Linked DNA regions of Mus musculus: region 1 is linked to region 2. A link is a loop called in an ENCODE intact Hi-C map of the cell type or tissue named here. Cell type or tissue: left cerebral cortex. All regions are shown on one strand. Each heading gives the region's core, and the rest is flanking DNA. Links, peaks and the distances in the headings are about the cores only.

Region 1 (16,004 bases), core at 5,393-13,392, 100 kb after region 2:
GTTCACTTGCCCCATCATCTGGAAACCCTGGACTCTCATGTCAATAGTGAACACAAGTGCCCTGTCTGCAGAGGCTGAGCGTCGCTAGCTGAGTGCACTATATCAATAAGCTCTTCAAGATATGCAAACTTTGGGTACTTAGAAGTATTTTATTACAAGATCAGAAAGACAAAGTGTTTTTTGCTGGTGGTCGGTGCACAGCCTTCTCTGTTACCACAACAGAGGACTTAAGGAGAGTGAATCATGGCAAAAGCTAAGCCATCTTACCTGTCATTCTCCCCTGAACCATTTTTGCCACTCTGTATTTAATATAGGCTCCTACTAAGAGATATGTATCGTGGGATGGTATAAGAAATATGTTCTCCAGAACAAGCAGGCGGATCAAGGCTGCAGCCACTTTCTAAACAAGGAAGGAAAGGGAAAGAAAAATAGGCAAGAAATCATCAAAGCTCCTTCCTTATTCAGGTTCTTATTGGGTTTGCTTGTTTCTTTGTTTTTTGAGACAGGGTTTCTCTGTGTAGCCCCAGCTGTCCTGGAACTCACTCTCTAGACCAGGCTGGCCTCGAACTCAGAAATCCGCCTGCCTCTGCCTCCCGAGTGCTGGGATTAAAGGCCACCAACGCTGGCCAAAGCTAACTTTTTTTTTTTTAAAGATTTATTTATTATTATATGTAAGTACACTGTAGCTGACTTCAGATACACCAGAAGAGGGCACCAGATCTCATTATGGGTGGTTGTGAGCCACCATGTGGTTGCTAGGATTTGGACTCAGGACCTTCAGAGGAGCAGTCAGTGCCCTTACCCACTGAGCCATCTCGCCAGCCCAGCTAACTTTTAATAAGCTAAAAAATTCGTTTTCATGCCAGGTCCAGCACGGCCTTGGCAGGAACAGAATGACACAGCTCCTGACCCTGGAACAGGGCCATTGTCCCACTAAGAAATCTAATCAGCCCACTTTTTGTAAGTTTAAAAATATATATAAAGGGGCTGGAGAGACGGCTCAGTGGTTAAGAGCACTGACTGCTCTTTCAAAGGACCCGGGGTTCAATTCCCAGGACCCACACAGCAGCTCATAACTGTCTGTAACTTCAAGATCTGACACCTTCAGACAGACATATCTGGAGGGAGAACACTAATGCACATAAAGATAGATAGACAGACAGACAGAGAGATAGTGAGAAATTGTTTCCTAATATTCACAAATTACTTTGAGTTAACCTGAAAATGGTCATGAAACCATCTGAGATGCACTCTGTCAATCAAAGGCTCTCCAGCTGCCCACCCCACCCCCAAACCCCACCCCGTCTCCAGCTCCAGCTTCGTCTATGACTATCCTTCTCTCTCCTTTCTTCCCTTCCTTTCTTCTACACTCCCCCATAGCTGATAGGCCCTGCTGTACAGGTTAGAGCAAACAGGTGGCAAATAAGAAAGCAAGCCACCCTTTCTCTTTTCTTTCCTTTCCTTTCCTGTCCTTTCCCTTTCTTTCCTTCCTTCAAGAGTTTAAGACTTATTTTAGTTCTTTAATGCAGATGTCTGTGAACCATGTATGTGCCTGTTTCCTTCAGAAGCCAGAAGAAGAAGCTAGATCCCCTGAGAATGAGATTGTGAGCTGCCATGTGGGTGCTGGGAATCAAACCTGTGTCCTTTGGAAGAGAAGCCAGTGCTTTTAACTGCTAAGCCATGTCTCCAGTCCTAACTTTTATTAAAACTAACCCATCTGGGGCTGGAGAGATGGCTCAGTGGTTAAGAGCACCGTCTGCTCTTCCAAGAGGTCATGAGTTCAATTCCCAGCAACCACATGGTGGCTCACAACCATGTGTAATGAAATCTGATGCCCTCTTCTGGTGCGTCTGAAGACAGCGACAGTGTACTCACATACATAAAATAAATAAGTCTTAAAAACAAAAAACAAAAAAACAAAAAAACCCAACTAACCCATCATCATTAGGTTATAGAGCTGTCTCAAAAAATAAGGTAGGTGGTTCAACCCACATCCAGGTAGACAGAGAGAGTAGAGTGACTCCACCACACTGCCCTCTGAGCCTCACATGCATTCCACAGATGGATGCAGCTAGTAAATAAATAAATACATTTAAAAATGTTTAAAACAGAGGTTTAAAGAAAAAGAAGTTACCAGGGCCTAGCAAACACAGAAGTGGATGCTCACAGTCAGCTAATGGATGGATCATAGGGCTCCCAATGGAGGAGCTAGAGAAAGTAGCCAAGGAGCTAAAGGGATCTGCAACCCTATAGGTGGAACAACATTATGAACTAACCAGTACCCCGGAGCTCTTGACTCTAGCTGCATATATATCAAAAGATGGCCTAGTCGGCCATCACTGGAAAGAGAGGCCCATTGGACTTGCAAACTTTATATGCCCCAGTACAGGGGAACACCAGGGCCAAAAAGGGGGAGTGGGTGGGCAGGGGAGTGGGGGTGGGTGGATATGGGGGACTTTTGGTATAGCATTGGAAATGTAAATGAGTTAAATACCTAATAAAAAATGGAAAAAAAAAAAAAAAGAAACATCAGTAAAAAAAAAAAAAAAAAAAAAAAGAAGTTAAAGGTAAGCAGTAGCAAATCAAATGCAGGTGAGATAGGCAAAAGCTGGGGTTCCTGAAAGATCCAGCACCCTGTGTTCCAAGTCCTTCCCACAGGTCTGATGTTCTTGCCCATCCCCTGTTTACGCAAGACAGAGCGTTGACAGAGCATACATTTCTTTTGTTGTTTTTGTTTTAGATGGGTTCTCACCATGTGCCCAGACTTAAAACTCGCTATATAGGCAACTATGTTTTGTTTTGTTTTGTTTTGTTTCTAGACAGAGTTTCTCTGTGTAGCCCTGGCTGTCCTGGAACTCATTCTCTAGACCAGGCTGGCCTCGAACTCAGAGATCCACCTCCCCCTGCCTCCTGAAAGCTGGGATTAAAGGCATGTGACATCACTACAGGCATGAAATGACTTTTTCAAGTAAACGATCTACCATTGGCCCAAATAATAGCAGCTAGAGGCCTCTACTATATTCCCCATTGCAAGACCTCAGACGGCTGTTTCTAGCACAGACTGTTTACCTTGTAGAATGGCTCATAAATTCGGACTTTTACAACAGCAGCCCCAGTTCTCATCCCAGATACCAAAATCACGTCTCCTTGTCTCTCCTGTTTTTCCATCTCAATTATATAGTCAGGGGGCGAATACTCGGCTTCCGAGTACTTCAGAATCCTAGAGAACCAAAGGAAGATTTGTCTCTGGTAGGATTAACAGTCTTCTAAACTTTAGTCTCTATAAAGCCCATCCCTGTAGACAGCTCCAAAATACCGTTGCTTGCTTGTGTGCTTTCTGAAACAGTGCCTTATGTAACCCAGGCTGGGCTCTAACTTGAACTTGCTAATAACGTAGCAGAAGTTCACTCTGAATCCCCCTGCTTCAGCTCCACCTTGACCCCCACTTCTAGAATCCTGTGCCAGCCTGGATTGAGGGTTTTTCTGGTTTCTCTCTCTCTCTCTGCCTCTCTCTCTCTGTCTCTCTCTTCCTCCCTTCCATCCTTCCTTTCTCTCTTTTTGTTTTGTTTGTCTGTCTTGTTTGTTTCTTGAGGTAGAGTTTCTCTGCATAGTTCCAGGCAGGCCTGGAACTCACTTTGTAGATCAGGCTGGACCCAGACAACTGCCTGCCTCTGCCTGCTGAGTGCTAGAATTAAAGTTATGTGCCACCACCCTCAGCCATGGATTAAGCTTTTTTAATTTCTGATTTCCAGAAGGTCTAGCCTGTGGTTAAGACTGCTATGGGATACAGTTTAGGCTGTCTGTTATCTGTTCTTTAGTACTGAAAACAGAATCCTTTTGTTGTTTTTATTTTATTTAAAGACAGTTCCAGCCGGGCAGTGGTGGCGCACGCCTTTAATCCCAGCACTTGGGAGGCAGAGGCAGGCGGATTTCTGAGTTCGAGGCCAGCCTGGTCTACAAAGTGAGTTCCAGGATAGCCAGGGCTACAGAGAGAAACCCTGTCTCGAAAAACAAACAAAAAAATAACCAAACCAAACCAAAACAAAAAAAAAAAGGTGTTTTCCCACACACCTGGCTAATTATCTTATTCTATTTCAGGATGAGCAGACAGCCTAATCTCACAGATTCTCCAACAGAGGTTATTAACTCTCATGAAGGTTCCAATATTTATCTCCTGTGTATGGCATTTGCCATAGTGAATGTATCTATTTAAAAAAAAAATCAAAAAGAAAAGAAAAGAAAAAAATGGTAAAAAGAAAATAATCCTGGACAGTAGGATTATCAAGCTGCACACGGATGGCTGCTGCTGTCCAGTGTGCCGCCCAAGGACACTACCTTGCTGCACACGGATGGCTGCTGCTGTCCAGTGTGCCGCCCAAGGACACTACCTTGCTGCACACGGATGGCTGCTGCTGTCCAGTGTGCGCCCGGGGACACTACCTTGGGCTTTTATGCTTTACCTAATTTTGCTAGACAGCTCTTCTCTCGATGACTCATTGTCCTGGGCAATACTCCACTCAAACACCATGCCTGCCAGAGTGCTGAAAGTGTTTCCTGGAAAGCAAGCCAAAGGCAGACAGGATAGAATCACACATCCCAAAACATCCAAGTAGCTCCAAAAAGAAAAGAAACGAGCTAAAAAAAATCACTTTAGGTATTTTTCTGTAACAAATAACAGCACTTTTTTTTTTAATCCACTAAAACACGCAGATTGGAATGATCCTTACCCACATCCCATTCCCAACAGGGTTTTTCAGGGGTTTTTGTTTTGTTTTTTGGTGTTTTTTGGTTTTTTTTTTTTTGGTTTTTTTTTTTTTTTTTTTTTTTTTGGTGACCGGGCTAGCCTTGAAATCAAGAGATCCACCTGCCTCGGCTTCTTGAGTGCTGGGATTAAAGGCGCGTACAGTCATTGCCCAACTCCAAAAGGCTTTCTACAGTAGAAAGGACCCATGGGGAGCAGGCTTGTAAAGTACAGCGTGGACCCACTGCTGGCTGGCGGAGGTTCTCTAGTCTCCCTGCTCCTTCGCTTCGAGGCCACCTACCAGGTACCTCATGGTTGACGGGCATACTTAACCCTAGCTCCTTCCACACACACTGCCATGACAACTAGACTCCAAAACTTTTTCAACTCTTAGAAACTAGCCCAGTAGTCTTGGGCTAGTGAGGTCACTCCATGAGTACAGGCACTCCCCGGGGTGAGCCTGATGTCTGAGCTCTGTCTCACAAAGACGGAAGGGAAGTTGCCCTCTGACCCCCATATGCATGCCAGGGCAGATACACATGCACACACAGACAGCACCGTAAGGAAACTTTCAAAGCCTGTTTACCAAGTAATTTACAAATAAAGTAGTAACTGTAATAGCACTTTACAGCAGTAATATAGTATATCTAAAGCAACATAAAGTTACCCTCAAGAAAGACTTAATCGGGCTGGTGAGATGGCTCAGAGGTTAAGAGAGCCGACTGCTCTTCCAAAGGTCCTGAGTTCAAATCCCAGCAACCACATGGTGGCTCACAACCATCTGTAATGAAATCTGATGCCCTCTTCTGGAGTGTCTGAAGACAGCTAAAGTGTACTTACATATAATAAATAAATAAATAAATAAATAAATAAACAGAAAGAAAGAAAGAAAGAAAGAAAGAAAGAAAGAAAGAAAGAAAGAAAGACTTAATCGCTTGGCAGCAATAAATAAATAAATAAATAAATAAATAAATAAATAAATAAATAAATAAATAGAAAGAAAGACTTAATCGCTTGGCAGCAATAAATAAATAAATAAATAAATAGGAAGGAAGAAAGAAAGAAAGAAAGAAAGACTTAATCGCTTGGCAGCAGTGGTGCACACCTTCAATCCCAGCACTCAGGAGGCAGGGCCGATGTATCTCTGTGAGTTTAAGGCCAGCCTGGTCAACAGAGCAAATTCCAGGACAGCCAGACTTATACAGAAAGACCCTATATTGAAATCTCCCCCCCAAAGAAAAGAAAAGTCTTAAAATTATTAAACTTCTTTATATATTTATTTTAAATTTATTTATCTTATTTTATGTGTGTATTTTATCTGTAGTGTCTAAGTATATCTGTGTGAAGTGTCACTGGAGGCCAGAAGAGAGCATCAAAGCCCCTGGCACCTGAGTTATAGATGGTTGTGAGCCACCATATGGGTGCTGGGAAGAAACCTGGCACAACATCCCTCCAGCCAAACTATAGTGACTTTTAATCACCTTGGCAGACAGGAAGTAGACTGGTCACAGCAGAGCTAAGGGACTGGGTTGTGGCTCACTGGAAGAAAATGGACTGTTGAGGATGCAGGAGGCCCTGGTTCAATTCCCCAGTACCAAAGCCAAAACCATAAAACACCAAAGCAGGGGTGGAGAGATAGATGCCTTCGTGTACTTGTTGCTCTTGCTGAGGACCTGGGGCTCCTTTTGGTTCTCAGCATCCACGTGATGGTTCACGATTAGCTGTACCTCCAGGGGATCCACCCTCTTCTGACCGCAAGCACAAGCTATACATGTGGTGCATATACAAAGATGCAAACACCCACACATATAAAATAAAATCAGTGAGTCTAAAAAATTTAAAATGGGGGCTGGTGAGATGGCTCAGTGGGTAAGAGCACCCGACTGCTCTTCCGAAGGTCCGGAGTTCAAATCCCAGCAACCACATGGTGGCTCACAACCATCCGTAACAAGATCTGACTCCCTCTTCTGGAGTGTCTGAAGACAGCTACAGTGTACTTACATATAATAAATAAATAAATCTTTAAAAAAAATTTAAAATGAATACTATAACAAAAGCATGTCCTTAATTAAATTAAATTAATATCCTTAATTGTTGATCTAGGGGCCGGGAATAGAAGCTTGGTGGCAAAATTTCAATACTTAGAAAAAGCTCAGCCATTCTTGGTGGTACTTGGCACTCAGGAAGCAGAGGTAGGCTGATCTCTGTGAGTTCGAGGCCAGCCTGGTTTACAGAGTGAGTTCCAGGACAGCCAGAGCTACACAGTGAGCCCTGCCTCAAACAAACAAACAAGCAGACAGACAGACAGACAGACAGTGCTGGTAAGATGGCTGGAAGTCTGAGGACCTGAGTTTGAGCCTTCCCACATAGTAGAAGGAGAGAACTGGCTCCCACAAGTTATACTGTGACTTCTATATGCACTGGGGGATATACAGACCCCACCCATACATACTAATTTCTTTCGTAGTCCAGAAATAACAAGAAATAACAGCAGCAGTATTTTGCAAAAAGGCAGCTAATACAGAGAGATCCAGAAACCCATTCCCTGGGTAACAGACTGGACTCCTCAGAGGGAGCCACTGACAAGGGGCCTTTAGTCAGTGACGGCCCTGACTTAGGGAGGCTACATCTGGAGCTGAGTCAGCTTCTGGGAAACCTAAGTGGAGGAAATAAAAAAGGTCAGAACAGAGCTGGCGTCCAAGATTCTTCAAGGCCTCAGCAATTACAATGAAACTGACATAGTAGCCAATCAAAATGATACTAATGTCACTGTTTTGCTTCCTACCAATCATATTAGAGGTTACCTAATCCTTCTGGAAAATTCCCCCAGCCCTGCATAAAAAGTGGCCTGCAAGCCCCTCGAGTCGTTGCCATTTTGTTTGACCCCTGCATGCTGGTAATTTCTGCAGAGTAAATGCTCTTTGCCTTCGTGTATCATTGGAGTCTGAGGTCTTCCTTCCTCCATTCTTGGACCCTAACAGTACACTGAAGCATGTTCTGCACTGCCAACCTGCTCCGGACGTGAGCCCCAAATGAGAAGAACACAAGTCACATTTAAGGTCTGTTACCATCACACAGTTCCTGTTTCTGAACGCTCAACGTGAAGGAACAACACTCCATGTCAGGCACTGCTTACTCAAGTCGCCCCCAGCCCCTTACCTTTAGAATCCAGGGCCCTCACCATAAGCTCCAGCGGTGCATCGTCCACATACAGCTCCCGGGTTCGAGATACAATTTCAATGTTGTCTATCACATCGACCTTTACATCACAGCGTAGCTCATGGTCCGTCACTGCAAAGGAGCAAAAAAAATGGGTGCCCTTTTAACTAGACGGCCACCACCAATCTATTAAATGTCACAAATACTCAAGAGTTTAGAGGTTATTTTAAAAAAAAAAGAAAAAGTTCAGGGCTGGAGAGATCACTCAGAGGTTAAGAGCACTGACTGCTCTTCCAGAGGTCCTGAGTTCAGTTCCCAGCAGCCACATGGTGGCTCACAATCACCTATAATCCTAGATGCAGGGGATCTGATGCCCTCTTCTGGTGTGTCTGGAAACAGCTAGTGTACTCATATACAATAAATAAATAAATAAATAAATAAATAAATAAATAAATAAATCTTTAAAAAAAAAAGAAAAGAAAAAAAAGTCTGCAGCCAGACCTATGTAGAGAAACTCTGTCTCAGAAACAAAAGAAACCCCTGCCTCCTAAGATGGTACTATGTTCATGCAGTGCCCAAGAAGGCCAGAGGGTGGCATTGGATCCCCTGCATCTAGGGTTATAGGTGGTTGTGACTTGCCAAGTGGATGCTGGAAAAAAAAAAAAAAAAAAAAAAGAGTCCTCTGAAAGAAGAGCTGGTGCTCTTGTTTTGTCAAGGTCAAAGAGGAGCTTTAAGAGTTGGTTGGTTCCGGGGCTCGAGAGATGGTTATCTGTGTTAGGCACATCCCTGATTCCCTAGCAGAATTATATGATGACAGTTCTTGTAGGCCAAGTTCCCAACCAATGCAAAAAATGCCTGCAAGACTAAGCTGTTAGCAGCGGCAAAATCCTGTAATCCTGGCATCATAGAGGCCAAGGAAGGAAGAAAGACTGCTGCTTAGTCAGCCAGCCTGGGTTGCTATAGAGAAAGACCTTGTCTCCATCTCCATCTCCATCTCCATCTCCATCTCCATCTCCATCTCTGTCTCCGTCTCTGTCCCTCTCCCTCTCCCCGTCCCTCTCCTCCCCCTCCTCCCCCTCCACTTCTCCCTCTCCTCCCTTTCCCTCTCCTCCCTCCCCCATCTCCTCCCTCTCTCTTTCCCTCTCCTCCCTCTCCCTCTCCTCCTTCTCCCTCTCCCTCTCCTCCTCTCTCTCCCCCTATCTCCCACCTACCTCCCCCACCTCCCCCCTCTCCCCCTCCTCTCCCCCTCCTCTCCCTCCTCTTCCCCTCCTCTCCCCCTCCTCTCCCTCCTCTCCCCCCTCCCCCTCTCCCTCTTCCCCAACCCCTCACACACACACAAAACAAAACCCAGAGCTGTGTGTCACTTTCCAAGGATTTACTTTATTCCTTGTCGTTTTAAGTGTCAATATTTTTTATCTTCTATAAAATAAGGTTAATAGGCATTTTTTCCAAATTATTTATTTAGAAAAGAAAAATGGTGGCAGCTATATGTTAATTGTATTAATGGGCTTCTAACTTGTGTGTGGATATTGGAGGGTAACTGGAAGGAGTGATACTTTCCTTTCCTCATGTGCTGCCAAGAGACAAAATTCAAGCGACAGGCTTGGCAAAAAACACCTTTACCCACTGAGCCATCCTGACAGGCCACCTGGATTGGGTTTTCTGTTTGTTTGATTGTTTGTTTGCTTGTTTGTTTTTTCTTAGACTCTGATTAGCTGTTTTGTGTTTAATTGCTTTGTTCACTGTGTGGCTCCGGCAGGCTGTGAACTCAAGCGTATCCTCGTATGTGTTAGGTTTTTGAGACACAGTCTTGGTTCTGCACCCTATGCCATGCCTAGAAATACATTTTTATTTCAGGAAACAGTATCGTTCTGTTCACAAGAGGCATTAAGAACTGAATTTAACAGCAGCCAGGGAAATAGAAACAGGCAGATCTGGTAATATACTAATACCTCAGTGCAAAAAGTGTTTGAATTAATCATCCTAAAAGTACTTTGTTTAGTTTTTTTGTTTGTTTGTTTGTTTGCTTTTTGGTGCGGGGAGGGTTGTTTTTGTTTGTTTGTTGAGACAGAATTTCTCTGTGTAGTCCTGGTTGTCCTGGAACTCACTCTATAGACCAGGCTGGCCTCAGACTCAGAGATCTGTCTGCCTCTGACTCATGAGTGCTGGGATTAAAGGCATGCACCACCAATGTCTGGCTCCTGAAACTGCTTTTAAAAATGTTTTATGTGAGCTGGGCGTGGTGGCACACATGTTAATCCCAGCACTCGGGAGGCAGAGGCAGGCAGATTTCTGAGTTCGAGGCCAGTCTGGTCTACAGAGTGAGTTTCAGGACAGCCAGAGCTATACAGAGAAACCCTGTCTCAAAAAACACAACAACAACAACAACAACAACAAAAAGTTTTATGTACAAAGGTGTTTTACCTGTGTACCATGTGTTTGCAATGTTTTTTGAGACCTGGCAAAGATCTCATGGAACTGGAGTTATGGAAGGTTTTGAAACACCCTGTGGGGGCTAATGAGATAGCTCAGCGGTAAGAGCAATGACTACCTTCTAAAGGTCCTGAGTTCAAATCCCAGCAACCACATGGTGGCTCACAACCACCTGAAATGAGATCTGATGCCCTCTTCTGGTGTGTCTAAAGACAGCTATAATGTACTTATTTATAATAATAAATAAATCTTTGGGGAAAAAAAGATAGAAAGAAAGAAACACCCTGTAGGTGCTGGACATTGAATCGTGGTCCTCTGAAGAGCTTTAGCCTCTGAGTCACCTCTCCATCCCTGAAACTGCTTTTTATGTATATTATGGTCAAAAAAATAAGAGAATACATTATAGATAATAAAAGTCAGACTATCTCTCTCTCTCTCTCTCTGTGTGCGCGAGGGTACGCACATGCATGTGTACATGCCATGGCAGGCATGTGGATGTTAGTTGACAATTTTGTGGCTCTGTTCACTCCTTCCACCTTTACCTAGGTTCCAGAGATCACACTTAGGTCATCAGGTTTCATGACAAGTGCCTTTACTCACCGAGCTATCTCACCAACACACATCTGTCTTTCTGAGAGCAAAGAAAAGGAGTCTAGAATAGAATGAGCCCACGTTAGAGTTAAAGCTATGACTGTGAGTTCATATGTATATGTATATGTGTATATATATGTATATATGCAGCTAGACACAGAAATAAATGTAGAGATGTGTGAAGACATAGACTGACGTGTGCATGTTTCTTTCTTAGCTCTGTCTGCTAAAAGAAACTAGGACACTCCCTTAGCAACAAGCACACTAGTATCTAGATCTTGCTTTCTAAATATAACTCTAGAGCTCAAAAGCAAGAAGTACTATACCAGGGCCACAGCTTAGTTGGTGGAGTGTTTTGACTACCATAGAGGAAGTCCTGGGTTTGAACCCCAGAACTATACAAACACAGAAGGGTGGTGCATATTTGTAACCCCAGAATTGTGGAGGCAAAAGGATCAGAAGTTTAAAGTTATGCTTAGCTATACAGTGAATCAGAGGCCAGACTAAGATACATGAGACATTATCTTAAAAAAAAAAAAAAAGAAAAGAAAAAGAGAAAGAGAAAGAAAAAAAAAAAAAAGGTAAGGGAGTACTATAAAAAATGCCAAGCCGGATGGTGGTGGCGCACTCCTTTAATCCCAGCACTTGGGAGGCAAAGGCAGGCGGATTTCTGAGTTCGAGGCCAGACTGGTCTACAGAGTGAGTTCCAGGACAGCCAGGGCTACACAGAGAAACCCTGTCTCGAAAACCCAAAAAAAAAAAAAAAAAGCCAAGACTAAGGGCCTACCCAAAGGACACAGGATACCATAAATAGAAGATATGAATTACCAAACTATTGTTTTTCTTTCTATTGCTCTGACAAGCACCAAGATCAAAAGCAATTAAAGTGCAGAAAAAACTTTTTCCAACTTATAGACTACAGTCCATCATTGAAAACAGAAATTTGAACCAGAAGTCATGGAAAGTCATGGAGGAACATTGACTGTTGGCTCAACTGAAGGCTCATATACAGGCTAGGACCATTTGCCCAGGGAATGGTGATGCCCACAATGGTCTGGACACTCATACAGCAATTAACAACCAAGAAAATTCCCCACAGACAAGACAATCTAATATAGGCAATTTTTCAACTGAGATTCCCTCCTCACGTGACTCTAGGCTGTCAAGCTGATAGTTAAAGCTAACCAGGACAAACAGAATGTATTATAACTTCTGTCCTGAAATAGCAGAATCCTGTAGAGGGATTTTAATAGAGCAATATGGCTACTCTGGCTGGAATACAGACATGCCCTTAGTACAAACTTTTGTTTGTTTGTTTTATGTAAGTGCCCTGTTGCTGTCTGAAGAGACACCAGCAGAGGGTGTTGGGTTTCATTACAGACAGTTGTGAGTCACCATGGAGTTGCTGGGAATTTTACTCAGAACCTCTGGAAGATTATTAGTCAGTGTTCTTAACTGGTAAGCCATCTCTCCAGGCCCCTAGTACACACTTTTAATCCTAAACAATGAAAGTAATAAAGTTAGTTTGTAGAAGGAAGCACCCATGTTTAAAAATGAAGTCTAGTTGAGAGGCAGACAAAAAGACAAATCAGAAGAAGATCTGACAGAATGAGTCAGAGATAGGATATGCCCAACTTGCACAAGGACAGAGAGGAAGCCGGGCGTGGTGGCTCACACCTTTAATCCCAGCACTTGGGAGGCAGAGGCAGGCAGATTTCTGAGTTTGAGGACAGCCAGGGCTATACAGAGAAACCCTGTCTTGAAAAAAACCAAACCAAACCAAACCAAACCAAACCAAACCAAACCAAACCAAACCAAACCAAACAAAAACAAAAACAAAATGAAAACATGTTTCCTGGCTGCTTTTGGATCAAGATTTAGAACTCTTGGCTCCCTCTCCAGCACCGTGTCTGCCTGGATGCTGCCATGCTTCCAGACATAATGTTAATGGACTGAACCTCTGAACCAGCCCCAATTAAATGTTGATCTTTACAAGAGTTGCCTTGGTCATGGTGTGTCTTCTCGGCAATGGAAACCCTAACTTTGACACACGTCATCCAACAAGGTCACGCCTCCTAATCCTTTCCAAAAATTTCCACCAACTGAGGGCCAAGTATTCAAATATATGACCCCCTGGATACTCTTCTCATTGAAACTAACATAGACATAAAAATAAATAAAAATCTTTCTTTAAAACTCATTGATATGTGTTAACATTAGTGGGCAAAACTTTAAGGAGTGTCAGGACATATCAAAGTATCTTTCCCAAATATTTACTAGCTTCTGTGGTACTTAATACATTATCACAAGCTCTTTGACAATTCTCCCTCCATGGTGAAGCTTAGATCTTTCTCCTTGGCCTACAGGGCTGGATTCAGTGGCCCCTTTCCATGACTAGTCTAAAGGAACGGGGAAAGAGGAACGTCACAGACACCGGTCTGGATCAAGTGCTAACATTGCACACTTTGGTACACAATGCAAAGCAAAGACTCTTCACTTCCGCTTCCCCCCAAAACTAACCAAGCTAACCAGGAGAACCCCATCAGATAAATCCAAATTGAGGGATGCCTGACCAACACTGTTTATTTACTTGTAGCGCTGGGCCTCGCACATGCTAGTTCTTTGCCACTGACCTATATACCTGTATCCCTAACTCTCTTTTTCATTTTAAGACTGAATAACCCCCATCCCCCAAAAAAGACTGAATAGCCCAGACTTCCCTTGAATCCATGATCTTCCAGCCTCTAATTCCCAAGTGGCTGGGGTACAGGCCCACACCACTAAGCCTGGCTTCCCAACGTTGACACTTTAAATGTCAAAAGTTATTGAGATGTCAGTTGTAGTGGTACACTCCTGAATCTTCAGCATCCAGACAGTGGAAGCAAAACAATGAAGACTTCAAAGCCAGCTTCAACTATACAGTGAGTTCCAGGATAGCCTGAGCTATGGGAGACCATCTACAGAGATGGCTCAGTGAGCAAAATGTTTGGCACACAAACATGAAGGCTGAGTTTGGATCCCCAGAATACACATAAAAATCAGGTATGGTGTGGCACACCTCTGTAACCCCAGGGCTAGGGGAGTGAAGATAAACAGATCCTAGGGCCTCACCAGACAGGCAGCCGATCCTAAACACTGAGTTCCAGATTCAAGGGGAGACCCTGCCCCAAAAAGTAGATGAAGAGCAACTGAAAAAGACACCAAAAGCTAAGCGCTGGCCTCCACATGAGCATGTATACAACACACACACACACACACACACACACACACACACACTATGTAGTATATAATCTTGGCACTTAAAAGCTGAGATAGGAGGATCACCAGAATTTCAAGGCCAGCCTACATTAAGAGACCCTGTCTCAGGCTGGAGAGATGGCTCGGTGATTAAGAGCATTGACTGCTCTTCCAGACGTCCTGAGTTCAAATCCCAGCAACCACATGGTGGCTCATAATGGGATCTGATGCCCTCTTCTCGTGTCTCTAAAGACAGTGACAGTGTACTCACACACATGAAATAAATAAATAAATCTTTAAAGAGAGAGATCCTGTATCAAAAATAAACAAATGGATAAATAAAACGAAAATTAAAATCAAACAAACAACAAAAAACCCCAGGTTTAACAGTGCATGCCTTCAATTCCAGCACTTGGAAGGCAGAGGCAGGAAAATCTTTGTGAATTTGAGGCCAGCCTGATCTACAACAGAAGTTTATGGCTAGCCATGGCTACACAGTGAGACCCTGTCTCAAAAATAAAAATTAAAACAAAAATACAAAAACCACACACACGCCGGGCGTGGTGGCGCACGCCTTTAATCCCAGCACTTGGGAGGCAGAGGCAGGCGGATTTCTGAGTTCGAGGCCAGCCTGGTCTACAAAGTGAGTTCCAGGACAGCCAGGGCTACACAGAGAAACCCTGTCTCGAAAAAATAAATAAATAAATAAATAAATAAATAAATGGAAAAAAAAAAAAAAACCACACACACACACACACACAAGCACAGCACAGCACAATTAGAGGAGCCTGGGAGGAGCAAGTAAAAGTGGCTGCCCTGCCCCAAACCTGAGTATCTGAGTTCAGTTCTGGGGACCCCCACGGGAGGGACAAGAACCAACTCCTAAACATTGTCTTCTAGCCCCCACATGAGTATACACTGCCTCTCCACACACTAATGAATGTAACAAAAAGTGTTTTTTAGGTTAAGCATGGTGGTACAGGTCTTTAATCCCAGTCACTGGGAGGCAGAGCAGATGGATTTCCAAGAGTTTGGGAGAAAGCTGGTCTACTTTACATGAGACCCTGTCTCAGAAATAATCAAACACTCAAAACAAAACAAAAAATAAATAGGATGGCAAAATTATGGCATCAAGTTTTGAAGGTATATGCAGTGTGTGTGTGTGTGTGTGTGTGTGTGTGTGTGTGTGTGTGTATGCACACGTACATATGCCACAGTGCATATGTGGAGAGATTTGGTTCTTCTGCCTCAGATTGTCAGGCTTGGCAGCAAGCACCATTACCTACTGAGCCATCTCACTGGTCCACAGAATTATAATTTATATCAGAAATCATTTTTTTACAAAGTTCTTAACACTTGACGCTAAAATCATTTGTGTTAATCATTTATACAAAACATTATCTGACTCAAAAAGTTTTTGTTTTGTTTTGTTTTGTTTTGTTTTGTTTTGTTTTGTTTTGTTTTTTTGAGACAGGGTTCCTCTGTGTAGCTCTGGATGTCCTGGAACTCACTTTGTAGACCAGGCTGGCCTCAAACTCAGAAATCTGCCTGCCTCTGCCTCCTGAGTGCTGGGATTAAAGGCATACACCACCACTGCCCGCTGTGATGCACATCTTTAATCTCGGCACCCAGGAGGTTAATGCATGAGTATTTCTGTGAGTTCAAGGCCAACCTGGGTTAAACAGTGTATACCAGTGCTAGGAAGACCCTGTCTCAAAATTGCAAATTAATGCCTGGTCATGGTGATACACACTTTTAATCCTAACACTCCAGTGGGAGAGGTCAGCCTGGTCTACATAGTGAATTCTAGGAAAGTCATGGCTACATAGTGAGACTCTGTGTC
Region 2 (16,004 bases), core at 5,404-13,403:
GGAAACCGTGAAGGGGAACAGGAGAAGGACAGTTGGGTTGCTATTCAGAGGTTCCAGGCCTGGGAAACAGGATGTCTCCTGTTTACTCAGAGATGCCAAGTGCCGTCTTAAGTATCACTTTATGTGTGTGTCATCCTAGCTGGCCCTCACTGTATCATTGTGAGGCATGGCTCACTGTCCCCAGTTTTTATAAATGCAGCAAATGTGCGGAGGGAGGCTGGGTAACTAATGAAGGTCATGCAGAAGGGAAGTGGCAGCACCAGGGTTGAGACCCTATCTGCTGCTGCTTATCTGTCACACAAGAATGCTTCAGAAAAACCTCATAGTGCCTCAGTGCCCGTGGTGTCTCCAGCCTCCTTGAGACAGTCAGGCTACACCTCTGTATGTGACCTGTGCTGGAGAGAACTTTTACATTTATTATTGTGTGTGTTTCAAATAGGGTCTCTCTACATAGCCCTGGCTGTTCTAGAACACACCCTGTAGACCAGGCTGACCTCAAACTCCCAGAGATCACTTGCCTCTGTTTCTAGAGTGCTGGGTCTCAAAGCATGTCAGCGTTTACACCCAGGTTGCTCTCTAAAATTTATTGAGAGCAATAGACTGGAAGTCAAATTTGTAATTCTGCAACTTGTCTTTTAATCACTTAGAACCTGTTTCTACATCGTAGCTCGAAAGACATTTGTTTTCAAGTCCAGAGAATGCTCTGGGTGAGGAAAAGACACAAACAAACTGAAAGTGGGCCACCAGGAAGAGAGATGCAAGGCCAGCTGATAGCTGACTAAGCAAAATGGATAAATTAGGAGATGTACTGGACTGGGGGGGGGGGGGTGTAAAGGAAAGAAAGCAAAACAGAAAGACTAACATGGTGCCACATGCCTGTAACACCAGGACACAGGACACCGAAAGAAAGGGCTTTCTTTCTCAGCTGAGTTCCAGGCCCTCCTGGGCTGCATGAGACTTTGTCTAAAAAACAAAACAAAACAAAACACCCCCAAACCACAAACTAAACTGAAGAGAGAAAAGGTAAGGAAGAAGAAATGAAGGGGGAGGGGTGTGTGGGGGAGGGTTGGGGTCAAAGGGCAATCTGGCTGGGGACTGGGCAGCTCACTCACCACACTTGCAGTTTGATCCTCTTCCCCTCTATGTCCACGGTTCGGATCTTGAAATCAATTCCTGGGGTGAAGGGTGTGAAGACAGGTAAGCATGTGTGGAAAGTATGGTGGGGGAGAGTGGGGGCTGCACCAGTAACTGCTGGTACTCAGGTACTCGAGGTAGTGACCTTGCTGGATGTGTAGCCAGGAGGGAGAGCTTTTCCACAGCTTTATTCCTATGGTAAGCATACTGTGTCTCCTCAGATTTCATGACGTTTTGGAGAAAAGCTATGAAACTCTTCAGCTGGGTTAAAAGCATGCCATCTGACAACTTTCCCTTCCATCTCTACCTCACCTTCCCATCCCTCTTCCCCCTCCTCCCCCAAAATACACTACTGGTCCTCCACCGCCCTGCTAGCCCTTAAGGGTAGAGAGGAATGAGAGGGCAGCTGATTGAGCCTATGTGAATTAACTAGTGAGCTAAGCTTGGAAGTGGGGGGGGGGGGGGGGGAAGAAGCTCTCTAAGAATCCTCTGGAGAATTAGGAGAGGGAGGGAGGAAGAGAGGGAGGGAGGAAGAGAGGGAGGGAGGGAGAGAGAGAGAAAGTTTCCTTTTTGTCACTAGAGGAGATAAGATTCTCAGTCAAGAGATGAAGAAAGATAAAGAGGGGAGGGGAGGGGGAAAGGAGATTCTTCTTACTGGAAGTCTCCCAGCCACTTAGGAGGCTCCAGAGAGAAGGATGGTGCAGAAGCTTACTCAGAGACCCCAAAGTCCCCTGGCATCCACCATCCTCACTCCCACAGCACACCCAGCCACACTCTGCAGTACCTTGCTGAGGGTAGGGAGGCTAAAAAGATGATTTGAAGGTGGGGCAGATCCTGCGGGAAGTTTGAAGCCAGTAGGTCAGTAAGAGGCCAACACAATTGGGAAGCAGGGAAAAGAGAAATTGTGAAGAGTGGATCTAGAGCGTCTAGGTGCAGTGATGGGGTAAAGAAGGAAGCAGATGGAAATGACGATAACCTGTGTGGATTTGGAGAGACTAGGGAGACAGTACCAAGAGACGGAGTGGGTGGCAGCAACTGGGACTATCTGGAAACCTCAAAAAGGTTTGAGGTTTTGAGTGTTATTCAGGGACATTATGGAGGATGGGTCTGGGGCAGGGGTCGACAGACTGGAAATTAGTGTTTTTCTCTAAGGGGATCAAAAAAGTAGGTTCCTTAGTCTTTCAGGAGCCGGTGTATGAGGGTGGGCGGGGGTGGGGTGGGTCTGGGGTCTGGGATACAGCCTGTGGGCTCACCGATGGTAGAGATGTAAGTGCTGTTGAAGTTGTCCTCTGCAAAGCGAATGATCAGACAAGTCTTGCCCACCCCCGAGTCCCCGATGAGCAGCAACTTGAAGAGGTGGTCGTAGGCTTTGGCCATGGCGGACACTGGGGGCGCCGGGGGAGGGGTCGGGAAGAGCCAACACTGGTAGGCGGGATCCGAGGGTTGGCAGGCAGAAACCGCCGGAGTCCCAGCCAGGAAGTTTTCCTCCCTCTCCGCCCAGGCCCCGGGAAAAGAAGAGAGGCGGCCCTGCTCTCGGCTCCACCCCTCTTCGCCAGTGGAGAGGCCTGTCCAGCTCCAGCAGTCCGGGCGCTGCCTCCCCAGCCTCGGAGGGCCAGTTTCCCTAGCCCTTCCCATTGCCTTTGGCTAGCTGTCTTTCCTCTCTTTTGACCGAATTGGAAAGAATTTCAAAGAGATTAGGGGAAGAGGGAAAGAATTTTACCAATGGTGAAGATAGGGGTGGTAACTGGAAATTGGTAAAAAGCTGAGGCGCTATTCAAAGGCTTTTGAGTTTATGATAAATGTCCTAGGATTTTCTGTCAACAATGCATTACTTAAGACTACGAATCCCAATTCCCTTTGAAAAGAAGCGGGTTAGGAGGTTAGTATGGTGGATCAATCTGCCCCCTGGTGGAGCACAGTGAAGAACTAAAACGATAAAAATCAGCCTCATCAATTACACTCAAAACACACAGAGCCGAGTCACAATCTGGAGCGAGCCTTGAATTCAGTAGCACAACCTGCACCCCAAGGCCTGGTAATCCTATTGCCTCTACCCCTCAAGTATGAAGATTAGTACTGTGGAGCCACCATGCCCAGCTTTTCATCTTTATTTACTTACTTTCTTTATAGCGAGTGTTTTGCCTACATGTGTTTATTCACTATATGACTAGCATGCCTGCAGAGGCTACAAGACAGCAACGATCCCCTGAAACTGGAGTGTCTAGAGGTGCTGTCATGTGCCTGCTGGGAACTGAACCCAGATCCACTACAAGAGCAGCCAGCTCTTATCATCTTTCCAGTCCCGTTAGAAAAAGAAAGAGCCGGGCGTGGTGGCGCATGCCTTTAATCCCAGCACTTGGGAGGCAGAGGCAGAGGCAGGCCGATTTCTGAGTTTGAGGCCAGCCTGGTTTACAAAGTGAGTTCCAGGACAGCCAGGGCTATACAGAGAAACCCTGTCTCGAAAAAAACAAAAAAAAAAAAAAAAAAAAAAAAAAAGGAAAAAGGAAAAGGCTTTTCTAACAGATGAGTCCTGGCTGTGGGAAAGTGTCTTTATTTGTTTGTTTGTTTGTTTTTAAAGATTTATTTATTTATTATATGTAAGTACACTGTAGCTGTCTTCAGACACTCCAGAAGAGGGAGTCAGATCTCCTTATGGATGGTTGTGAACCACCATGTGGTTGCTGGGATTTGAACTCAGGACCTTTGGAAGAACAGTTGGGTGCTCTTACCCGCTGAGGCATCTCACCAGCCCTTTATTTGTTACATTATGTTTGCCATAATCTATGTTTCCATTTGTCCTCTCACAAATACAATGTATCAGTTACTCCCCCCCCCCCCAACACACACACACAAAATACTTGACAAAACAACTTATGAGAGAGGCTTACAGAAGGCAGTTCTGTCATGACAGGAGGAGCATGGGGCATCTGGTCGCTTTCCATCCAAACTCAAGGAGAGAGACGAATGCTGGTGCTCACCTCACTCTCCTTTTTTATTCGGGAGAGTGAATGGTGGTCCTCATTGTCAGGTAGGCTTTTCCCACCTCAAATAATCCAATCTAGAACTTTCCTCCAGACATGGCCAGCCATTGGATACCTAGGTGATGCTAGATCCTGTCAAGTTGACAATCCATATTAACTACCACACACAAATAACTATTCAGTTTATTTTATTAATTAATTAATTCATTACATTTATTTGTATGTGTACACACACATAATGTTGTGTTTTATAAAAAGAAAGAGACCAGAGATATGTTTTGTGGAGACGCAGTAAGGTGTGGGTGGAGGGGAGTACCTCTGCCAGCCCATGCTGAGGCATCCCTTCCCCCTGAGGTACCAGCCACACCATGCGATGGTATAGTATAGAACAGAGTTTATTCAGGGTATTGGGAGGGAGCTTAAGGGGAGAGAGAGAGAGAGAGAGAGAGAGAGAGAGAGAGAGAGAGAGAGAGAGAGAGAGAGAGAGAGAAAGTAGAAGAGTAGAGGCAAGCCATGAGCACATGGAGAGGGGGGAGTGGAATGGGGAGAGAGGAAGAAGAGGGTAAGGGAACAAGAGCAAGAAGAGAGAGCAAGAGAGTGAGGAGGGGGCAAGCAGCCCCTTTTATATTGAGTCAGGCACACCTGGCTATTGCCAGGTAACTGTGGGGTGGAGCGTAGAGGAACTGCCAACAACCCATGCCATGGTGAAAGTGTGGCAGTCAGAGGACATGCTGAAGGATGCTTAACTAAACTTCTCCAGAGCCATCTCACCATTAATTTGAGGCAAGGTCTGTCTGTATTGCCCAGATCAGTCTCAAATTTGAGGCTCATGTAATCATGTGGACTCAGCCCTTCAGTAGCTAGAACTACCAGCATCCACGGGTACCACTGTGCCTGCTTCAATACACCAATCTGACTATTCTATTTTTTCAATGGTGTTGGGAATTGGTCAAACCCAGAGCTTTGTGCACACTAGGCAAAGTACTATTCTATTGAGCTTCAATTCCCTTCTATTTATTCCCTCAGGGCTCATTGCATTTCAAGCTATAGCACAGACTTGAATCTTTTCTGGTTTTCCTCAGTGACTAATCCTGACCTCTAACTCACACTGATGTCCAGGTAGGGTGGATTTGCAGTCCCAGCACACGGGAGACAGAAGCAAAATGAAAGTCAGACAGAAGCATGACTAAGGTCAGCCTACTCTTGGTTGGGAGTTGCAAGCCAACCAGGAGACCTTGTGATTGCTAATCTTGGTTGCCAACTTGACATACCTGGGAGGAGGAAACTTGAGGAATTATCACCATTGGATTGGCCTGTAGACTTATCTATGGGGGAATTTTCTTTATTATTATTTTTAAAACATTTAGACAGGATCTCTCTCTCTCTCTCTCTCTCTCTCTCTCTCTCTCTGTGTGTGTGTGTGTGTGTGTGTGTGTATGTGTGTGTATTTTGCCCGTGCATGCTTGTACGTGTAGCATATACATGCCAGGTGTCCTTGGGAGGCCAGAAGGTGGTGTTGGATCTTCTGAAACTGGAGTTACAGATTACAGACAGTTGTGAACCTTCATGGTTGCTAGCCACTATGTAGGTGCTAAGAATCAAACCCCTACCCTAGTAGGGAAGAGCAGCCAGTGATGCTAACCTCAGAGACATCTCTCTCCAGCCCCAGGCATTTCTCTATTGCTAATTGAGGTCAGAGAGCCTAGCCCTATATATGGGAGCTACCATACCTGGACAGGTGGGGCTGCTGTATAAGGAGCTGAATGTGAGCCTGGGAGTAAGGCAGTGGTATTCCTTGGCTTCTGTTTCAATTTCTGCCTTTAGTTCCCTCAATAATGGACTGTAACCTATAAGCCAGATAATTCCATTTCCTCACCAAGTTGCTTTTGGCTAGGATGTTTATCACAGCAACAGAAGAAACTAGAATGGATCCTGTCAAAATCTATGTTGGGGTGAGGTGGAGAGTGTTATATAGCACACACCTTTAAACCCAGTGTATAAACTGACACGACAGCTCCATGGAATGGTTAAGGGGAAAGTCTTTACTGTAGATATGAGAGAAAGCAGCCAGAAGCATTGGGAAGAGTCCAAAGCAAAAAGAGAAAGAAGTAGAGCAAACATGGCCAAGGCTATCTGTGAGAGAGGGGAGACTAGCAGGAGACAGAGAGAAGTGAGCATAGCCTGGCCTAAGAAGGATGAGTAGTTGGGGAAGGGAAGCCCAGAGCTGGAGGGAGTTTAGGGTGGAGGAGGAGGTGGGAAAGGCTAGGGTGCGTGTGGACTTGTGCAATGCATACTTGTGATGGTGAGAGCCTGGAGGCCAGCTTGAACTGATATCCTGAGAGGTCCAATAGGCAGCCCATGTCCCTTTTGCCAGAGGTAAGGGAAATGACTCTTTTTGGTAGGGAACCAGTTTTACAACTTCCTGAGGAATGCTGGCTTTTAACTAGCCACCAGAAATCCCTCAACATACATTCCGGGTTGAGCCTATTTCTGGGTATCTGGCCTGCCTTCTGGAATCTGGGGAACTGGGAGTTTTCCTTATGACCTGATACTCAGCACTCCAGAGGCAGAAGGATCTCTAGGAGTTCCAGGATAGCTTGGCCTACATAACAAGTTCCAGGCCAGCCAGGTATACATAGTGGGAGCTTGTCTCAAATAAGTAATAAGAATAAGCAACCAAAAGCCGGGCGTGGTGGCGCACGCCTTTAATCCCAGCACTTGGGAGGCAGAGGCAGGTGGATTTCTGAGTTCGAGGCCAGCCTGGTCTACAGAGTGAGTTCCAGGACAGCCAGAGCTACACAGAGAAACCCTGTCTCGAAGAAAAAAAAAAAAAAAAAAAAAAGAATAAGCAACCAGCCCTTTGACTGATATTAGTAGTTGATGGGTCTCTGGAGAGTAGATGTTATTGTCTTTAGTGGTCAGCCACCAGTGAGTTACCTGAGTCTAATGGACAGCTTTACCACCATGCCCCTGGTGGCAGCTGTGGTTAAACTCAGGGCATCAAAAAAACAAAACCAAAAGACAGGATGGGAAAGGAAGGAGTTCTGAGGAGCATTGTGGAGAGACAGTGGTGTGGTGTGACCAGAGTGTATTATATACATATATGAAAATGACTTTTAAAAAGAAAAGCTGGGGGCTAGAGAAATGGCTCAATGGTGAAGAGCACTGGCTGCTCTTCCAGAGGTCCTGAGTTCAATTCCCAGCAATCACATGGTAGCTCACAGCCATCTGTAATGAGATGATGCCCTCTTCTGGCGTGTAGTTGTACATACAGATGGAGCATTCATATACATAAAATAAATAAATCTTTAAAAAAAAAAGAGGAAAAAAAAAAAAGCTGGGCACAGTGGTGTGCACCTTGGATTCCAGCTCTCAGGAGACCAAGGCAGGTGGATTTCTGTGAGTTTGAGGCTAGCCTAGTCTACACAGTGAGGTCCAGGATAGCCAAGGCTCTGTAGAGAGAGACCCTAACTTCAAGCAAAAAAGCAAAATTAACCAACCAAAAACAAAAGGTGGGGGTGCATGCAGGGAGAAGTTGGTAGCATGGCTCAGTGAGTGTAAAAAGGCATTTGCCACCAAGCCTAATGCCCTGAATTGAATACTCAGGACATAAGGAAAACAAACGACTAAGAGCTCAGGATGAAGCTCAGTGTACCTACTGTAGAGGTTTTCGTGACCACCTGTGGGGCGTCAAATGACCTTTTACAGGGGTCATGGAAGACCATTGGAAAACACGGATTCTTACAATTTACAACAGTAATAAAATTACAGTTATGAAGTAGCAACAGAAATAATTTTATGGTTGGGGCAACCACAATATGGAGGAACTGTATTAAAGCAAAAGGAAGATTGAGAACCACTAGGGTAGATGACTGCCTGTCCTGGAATTCTCTCTGTAGACCAGGGAGGCTTCAAATTCACCGATCTGCCTTGCCTCCTAAGTTATGGGATTAAAGGAGTGCACCACTACTGCCAGAGGCCAAGACCCTTTCTTCAAAACAAACAAAAAAGCTTGGTGGTACAGGCATACTAGAGTCAGCACTCGGGAGGCAGAGGCAGGCGGATCTCTGATTTCAAGGCCAGACTGGTCTACAGAGTGAGCTCCAGGACAGCCAAGGCTACACAGAGAAACCCTGTCCCTGCCTCCCCCCTCATCCCCTGCATTTTCATACTTCTGCTCACATGATAAATTGCAGATGTACAAGTATTATAAGAAATTATTTTCAGTCTAGGAAAAGGAATGAATTTCTTTCTTTCTTTTTTTTTTTTTTTTTTTTTTTTTGAGACAGGGTTTCTCTGTGTAGCCCTGGCTGTCCCGGAACTCGCTTTGTAGACCAGGCTGGTCTTGAACTCAGAAATCCGCCTGCCTCTGCCTCCCAGGTGCTGGGATTAAAGGCGTGCACCACCACACCTGGCCATGAATTTCATTTTTAAACCTAGAATCTATTTCCCAAGATATCTCTGCCATGTATATTGCCAAAATCCAAAATCAACATGCATTCATTTAAGCATGGACTATTTATTTATTATTTTATTTATAGACACTTGAATTCAGAGATCCACCTGCCTCTGTGTTGAGCAGCAAACACACAAATTTGTACAATGTGGTAATGGTTACAGCAGCTCCATAGTTAAATAACATACTTTTTGTTTTGATTTGGTTTTTAGAGACATCTCTTGTAGTTCTGGCTGTCCTACAACTTGCTAGATCAGGCTGGCCAGAACTCAGTCTCTTCCATGCTTTGCCAGAATGCAGTGATAAAGGTGTGACCAACCTCGTCTGGCCTTTAATTAGCACTTTAAAAGCAATGCACGTGTCAAGTGGTGTAAGGATATTTGATTTTATTCCTCAAAGGTAAAGAATTGTAAGAATACAAAGTCGGGCTCTATCTTTAGCACTGGAAAACAGCAGCAACAACAAAACAATAAAGGTAAACAATAGGGTTAGCTGCAGTGGAGCAAATATGAACAGGATTTGATTTTGTTGTTTTTTCAGACAGGGTCTCCTGTAGTCCACTCAGACCTCAAACTTGCTAGGAAGCCCAGTGCCTAGAATGATTTTGAACTCCTCGTCCTCCCGCTTCATCCTCTGAAGTTCTGAGATTCCAGCCTTGAGCCACTGACAGCACCACTGCGCCCTGCCCAGTTTACGCTTTGCACATTCTTAGCACGCACTCTACCTACCAGCGTAGTACACCCCCAGCTTCAAGCAGGTATCTCATTTTTTAAAAAAAAAAACCTATTTACGTCTAGAATTATTAATCAGCGTAAATCAAACCAACTGGAAAATGGTAAAGACTATCAATAACTAAAAATGTCATGGATAAAAGCTTCTCGCTGGTGTTCACCTGTGATGTTCCCATCACACTCCAGCTGTCAAAGCGTAGTCGGAAACTACGTGAGAAAAAAGTATCCATTTTTCTCGCCACAGCAGCTAAATTCTGAACTCAAAATAGAAGCTAACTCTCTCACCATGGCTACGCGCCCGCGACGCGAGGAGCCTTTACGGACCTTCTACAAATGGCAGTCAACGGGCATTCCGTTGCATTCGAACAGAGTAGAAGACCTTCCGAAGATGGCGAAGCAACACGGCTCGTCACTTCCTGTCCCATATCAGATATAAGGAACAGGATTTCCGCTTTCGCTCCTTTCCGGCGGTGACGACCTCCCTACGAGAACATGCCTGTGAGTTCCTTGGTCCAGGTTTCGACAGAGAACTCGCTCTTGGGTCCGCACGGTCCTCTTGCGCTAATTGCGGGTCCTACAGGGTCCACATGTGCGCTCTGCGTCTCTTAGGACAGTAACCAGAGCCGCGGCGGCCCACGGGTCAGCCGCGTAGACGGGAGCGGAGAGGAGATAAGATGGCGGCCCAGCTACGCAGACACCAGGGGCGGCGAGGGGCGAGTTCTCCTCGGTGTGTGCCAGTGGGGGCTCTTTCCCATCATCTCTTTCCTCCATTACCTTCTAAGTCTTTGCATTTCTGCCCCTTTTAGCTCGCAAAGGATCTCCTTCATCCCTCTCCAGAAGAGGAGAAGAGGAAACACAAGAAAAAGCGCCTGGTGCAGAGCCCCAATTCCTACTTTATGGACGTGAAATGCCCAGGTAAGGAAGTGGTTTTCAGCTGTGCGGGAAAACTAAACTGTACTAATGGTTGTAACTTAATTTTTGATTTTATTACGAGTTCAGAAGTGGTAACTTGGAGAGGAATAAAAGAAGTTAACATTTTTCTTCTCTTTTTTTTTCTTCCCAGGATGCTATAAAATCACCACGGTCTTTAGCCATGCACAAACGGTAGTCTTGTGTGTTGGCTGCTCCACTGTCCTCTGTCAGCCTACAGGTGGAAAAGCAAGGCTGACAGAAGGTGAGTGGTCTCAGTGTTGGGGTTTTGTTTGGCTTTGGGGTCCTAAGGTGAAAGGCTGAGTAGAATGCAAGGCTTCCGGCTGGTAAAGCCAGCTGCACTCCTGTTAGGAAGGTTTAGCACTCTGCAGATGAGGCAGGGTCAGTGGCAGGCAGAAGTAACGTTTGCATCTTTTTCTTCCAGGATGCTCCTTCAGGAGGAAGCAGCACTGAAAGCCCCTGATTGAAGATGAGTGGGAACCTTCCCAATAAACACGTTTTGGATATATAATGTTTGTCTTGTTTAACTGGTAGCAAGTGGTGCCTCACATATCCCAGGGCAAACAGAAGAGTGGTCCCTTTGGGGTCAAGTAAGTGGCCAAACACCTAGAGTCCATTGGGGGCATTTTTATCTAGATTCACTGTATAAATCTTAGACCATGGTTTAAAACTGGTGATAGTGTATAATTGGGCTTACTCTTCTATGTCTTTTTGGTAGTAACTTTTAGCAATGGTTATTGGAAACATTGTGTCATACAAAGGTGTGTGACAGTGGGGACTGTCTTTATTTAGGGATAATGGTACCCAGGCTGCTTTAATCCCAGTGCCTGAGAAGCAGAGGGTTACTGTTTTTCTGTGTGTTGTTGAGATGGCCTTAGGTAGCTTCAAGTGTATGTGACAGGATACCTGTCAAGTGATGGCATTGTAGGTGTGTACTGCTGTTGCGGTTTTTGTGGTGCTAGGAACAGACAGACACCGAGGGCTTCGGGAATCCAGCCTCAGAAATGTAATCTTTACACACGTGACTTAACCACCTAGGAGCTTTTATTTATACTTACTACAAACTTGATCTGGAGGTTTAGTTTTGTAGTTAGCTACTAAACTTGTGCAGGATTAGGCATCTCCAGTCCTCTACAGTTAGAGGGACGCTGACTACTAGGTTAGTGTTTTATACTCCATAACCAGTGTTGTAGCCGACTCTGCACTAGTGGTGGCCGTGAGCTCAGGAAGTGAGGGGGGGAACATGTGGCCGTGTAAGAACCTAGGAGAAAAAAAAAAGCGAGACAATCAAGGTGGTAACTTGGAGACGGACATATCTGAACTTGCGGAGTGAGGGCAGGTCTTTACCTGGCTGAGTTGTTCCTGTTGTTGGCACATAAACAACTGGAATAGTCTGAACCTTGTTCAGGAAGGCATTGTGTGCTGGAGAAAGGAAATGCCACAAAAAGGGCTTATGTGATTGTGCGCTTGCGGAAAGGCCTCAAAGATTACAGTCCATTCAGAAGTGAGATTTAAGGGCCAGCCAACAGACTTTAACAACAAGCCTGTCTTAAGTCCCCAAAACCTACATGGTAGAAGAGGGAGGTTTTTTCCCAAGTTGTCTTTGACTCCCACACTTGTGTCAGGGCATGGTTGTGCTACCTTCTTCCCTAACCCAAGCAAGTAATTGTAAGAAAAGGTTTTTTGTTGTTGTTATTTTGTTTTGGTTTTTTTCCAGACAGGGTTTCTCTGTAGCCCTGGCTGTCCTGGAACTCACTCTGTAGACCAGGCTGGCCTCGAACTCAAGAGATCTGCCTGCCTCTGAGTGCTGGGATTCTGGGATTAAAGGCGTACGCCACCACACCTGGCTGTAAGAAAAGTTTTTAAATAAAATGAGGTTTAAGTGTTAGTATAAAAGGAATGCTTTCAGTTAGTCTACCTCTAAACTGCCCTGTATGCTGATACTTAGAATTACCTAACCAGTACAAATATAGTATAACAGCTATAGTATATTTGCAGCATGTACTGTAGGTGTTAAAAGTAATCCAGAGATGGTTATATGAGATGCATAGGTAGATTCAGTGGAAATGCTCTTGAATGCTTGAATTTTTTATAATTCTGGTAGGGTCTGGATCCAGCTTCTTCCCAGTTATTGGAGAATACAAATGCTCCCCTTAGGTGGATTTTTCTTACAGCCTTTGGCTAAAAATACCTGTGTGGGCAATAGTGATACTGGCTATTCTATGTGCATTAGTTTAATGCATCTATGTGAGGGTGTTAGATCTTGGAAGTTATAGAGAGAGGTGGGCTGCCATGTGGGTGCTGGGAATTGAACTCAGGTCCTCTGGAAGAGTAGTCAGTGCTCTTAACTGCTGAGCCATCTCTCCAGTGCCTATACTATTTTTTCAAGACAGTTTGTGTGTATCCTTGGTTGTTCTGTAAGCTGGGATTAAAGGCCTGTGCCACACCCTGAAAGTTGACATCTAATCTACATGACATGAATTAGTTGTGATAAACAGCTAATTTTTAACTTTGGTTTTGAAAGTCAGAAGTATACACATGCCGGGCAGTGGTTGGTGCACGATTTCTGAGTTTGAGGCCAGCCTGGTCTACAGAGTGAGTTCCAGGACAGCCAGGGCTACACAGAGAACCCCTGTCTCAAAAAAACCAAAAGAAAAAAAAAAAAAAAAAACCCTGTCTCCAAAGCAAGCAAGCAGGAGTATACAGGCATACTCCTTACCTAGAAAGATGAAAGAAGTTGATGCCAGCACAGCAAAGAGGGTAAACAGGAGGATCTGGTAAGAACCGACGAAGTTCTTGAAGACACCCGAGTCTTCACAGTGATCTGCGTTGCCGTAATGGGACATAATGGGATGATTACAGTAACATCCAGAATAGATGTCTTTGAAAATGTCCTAAAAAGCTTAAGAATATTGGCATGCATCTGTAATCCTAGCATATAGGTAGGTCCACATACCCTGTCTGAGAAAACCAGAGGACTAGTGGTGCTGGTGCTTCCCTGAGACCCCACACCAGGGAGGATCTCACATCAGAAGACAGTGTCAACTAACAGTGGTACTGTCTCAGATCCCCTGCTGCCCTGCAAATGGAATTCAGATTGCAGCTCTTAGAAAACTGAGGCTTTGGCTGGAGAGATGGCTCAGCAGTTAAGAGTACTGACTGTTCTTCCAGAGGTCCTGAGTTCAATTCCCAGCAACCACATGGGGGCTCACAACCATCTGTAATGGGGTCCAATGCCCCTTTTTGGTATGCCTGAAGACAGTGTACTTACATTAAATATTTTAAAAGATTGCTTTAGGGGCAGGGGTGGAAAAAAAAAGATTGCTTTATTTTTTAAAAAAATTATGTGAATACACTGTCACTGTCTTCAGACTCACCAGAAGAAGGCTTCAGATCCCATTACAGATGGTTGTGAGCCATCTCTCCAGCCCTAAATAAATATTGAAAAAAGAAAATTGAGGCCTTATCATCTTGTCCTTTTGTTTTTTGGTTCAGGAGTGTGAGAATCTTGTGTCCTCCCAAGTCAAAGTCTGCTGCTTGAAAACTTGTAAACTTGAAGCCCCGCCGGGCCTGGTGGCACACGCCTTTAATCCCAGCACTCCAGAGGTAGAGGCAGGTGGATTTCTGAGTTCGAGGCTAGCCTGGTCTATAGAGTGAGTTCCAGGACAGCCAGGGCTATACAGAGAAACCCTGTCTCGAAAAACAAAAACTTTTAAAAAACCCCAAAAAAAAACAAAAACCAACTTGAAGCTTCAAACTTGTGGCTTTATGCAGATTTAGTTTATATTTCTAATTTGTATGCTGGTACCATGGTACATACATGGAAGTCAGGACTTTTCTAGACTTAGACTTAGTCGGTAGACAGGACAAGTGCCATCTTGCTAGCCTGCTGATTCAGGTTCTGACTCTGTTCCTTATCTTCATGCTGTGTCTAGAGAACCTTTTACAGTAAGGTGGTGTGTACCCTCCCTCCCCTCCATACACACATTCCTGGCTGCATGCTAGATTGCCATGCAGCCAGGAATGACCTTGATATTTTGATCTTTTTGACTCTTACCTCAAGTGTTGGGATTATAGACATAGACTTTAGCCAGTTATCTGAGGTGCTTGCTAGGCCATGTACCCAGGGCTTTGCATACACTATGCAAATACTACCTGGATTACTTTACAGACAAAGGTTTTTTTTTTTTTTTTTGAGACAGGGTTTATCTGTGAAACAGATCTGTCTGCCCTCCACTTGTTCTGTAGAGCAGGCTGGCCTTGAATTCAGATCTGCCTGTCTCTTCCTCCTGCGTACTGGGATAAAGGGATGTGCCAACATGCTTGGTGTGCTGGATTTGTTTAAGGCCTAACTGCCTTTGCCTCCCTGGTGCTGGGATTAAAGGCATACGCCACCCCCTGCCAAACTAAGACTGGAGTGTTATGTACCCACAGGCCCTTGTGGTTCCTGTTACATTCCAATTGCATACCTGCTTGTGATCCTAGGCAGAGGCAAACCTGTCTACTTCCAGGCCAGTGAGAAACTGCCAGTCTAGGTGCCTGAGGCATGGCACACTGAAGGTTGACTGTTTCCATTCACACTCAGTGTGAATACCCACACATGAACAACAAACCCTACAGTTACCTCTTACCATATGTTGCTGTTTATATAAATATTTTCTGGGTCAAGGACCAAATAAATTTGAGCAGAATATTGTAGCATTGCCTAAGCCCATGTTTGGTGACCTACCTAACACTTGATTTCTGGACATTTTAATGTTTGGTGGGGATCAGATGAGCTCACATGACTTAATGAATGAGCTGAAGATGGGTTGAATGTTATAGCTGCTTCTACCTGGCAAGGCTGCATTGGTAAGTTGTATACTTCTTTATCTTTCAAATGCTGGGGTTACAGCTTTGGGCCACCAGGGTCACCGTGCTCAGCCTAAGTATAAAATACATTTGAGGCTGACAGTGTAGATCAGTTGGTACAGTGACTGCCCTGTATCATGAAAGTGGGGAAGATGAGAAGTCAAAGGTCATCCTACCTTCCTACATTCGGAATTAAAGTCCGTCTCCTGGAATACACAATAACGATAAAAAGGTCTGAGTACTGTATACCTAAAGTTGCAGCATTCGGGATGTGTAGGTCCTTAGGAACATGGCTACAAGGAGCTGCAGGTACAGGGTGAGACCTTGTCTTTATGAAAACCAGGGAGAGCAGTGTAGACTAGGGAGCCAGAGATCTGAGCGTGAGTTCAGTTCTAGCCTGGCCAACGCTTAGTGAGACTCAGCCTCTAGAGCAGAAGGCCCATTGTGAATACATTCCTTTCCCGTGTGGATTAAAATTCGTTCCCAGTGGGGCTGGAGAGATGGCTCTGTGATTAAGAGCACTGGCTGCTCTTAAAGAAGTCCTTAAGTTCAATTCCCAGCAATTACATGGTGGTTCGCAACCATCTGTAGTGGGATTTGATGCCTTCTAGTGTGCATGAAGATCACATACTCATACATAAAATAAATCTTAAAAAGTCCCCAGAAAGCCGGGCGTGGTGGCAGACACCTTTAATCCCAGCACTTGGGAGGCAGAGACAGGCGGATCTCAGAGTTCAAGGGGAGCTTGGTCCACAGAATGAGTTCCAGGACAGCCAAGGCTACACAGAGAAACCCTGTCTCGAAAAAAAAAAAAAAACAACAAAAACGACCCCAGAGCTCACCTGCACCAGATGCATCTTTTGCTCTGACTATCACAGCTTCTTGTTGATTGGTCAGTGCACAGGAAACATTAATGAAAGC

Evidence for each region. A loop is a pair of places that touch in the nucleus more often than their neighbours do. Peaks named below come from ENCODE experiments on the same cell type or tissue, not always from the same donor. Only the 100,000 strongest peaks of a DNase experiment are listed, where the experiment ranks them.
Region 1: it touches region 2 in a loop (2.0-fold over the local background); 1 of 42 quality-filtered maps calls a loop at or near these places.

What each region holds. Positions count from the first base shown.
Region 1 is chr3:90,107,083-90,123,086 of GRCm38, reverse strand. It overlaps Nup210l (nucleoporin 210-like), which reads right to left. Exons shown (of 40, transcript NM_029937.2): 3 at 7,901-8,032; 4 at 4,461-4,554; 5 at 3,070-3,220; 6 at 268-400. Among named protein-coding and RNA genes, the nearest start is that of Gm34865, 9.6 kb to the left of the region's middle. In left cerebral cortex, for the core only: a CTCF peak has its summit at 8,477 (motif pointing right); DNase peaks (open chromatin) are centred at 8,765, 9,685, 10,070, 11,120 and 1 more place; H3K27ac peaks cover 476 bases.
Region 2 is chr3:90,207,406-90,223,409 of GRCm38, reverse strand. Nup210l (nucleoporin 210-like) reads right to left here. Exons shown (of 40, transcript NM_029937.2): 37 at 15,926-16,004; 38 at 12,952-13,056; 39 at 11,580-11,654; 40 at 11,259-11,493. The coding sequence ends at 11,393. Rps27 (ribosomal protein S27) reads left to right here and starts at 9,762. Exons shown (of 4, transcript NM_027015.4): 1 at 9,762-9,800; 2 at 10,109-10,217; 3 at 10,366-10,476; 4 at 10,657-10,743. The coding sequence starts at 9,795. The coding sequence ends at 10,685. It overlaps Rab13 (RAB13, member RAS oncogene family), which reads right to left and starts at 2,626. Exons shown (of 8, transcript NM_026677.4): 1 at 2,388-2,626; 2 at 1,113-1,173. The coding sequence starts at 2,511. In left cerebral cortex, for the core only: a CTCF peak has its summit at 7,362 (motif pointing left); DNase peaks (open chromatin) are centred at 7,331, 9,255 and 9,700; H3K4me3 peaks cover 3,195 bases; H3K27ac peaks cover 1,517 bases.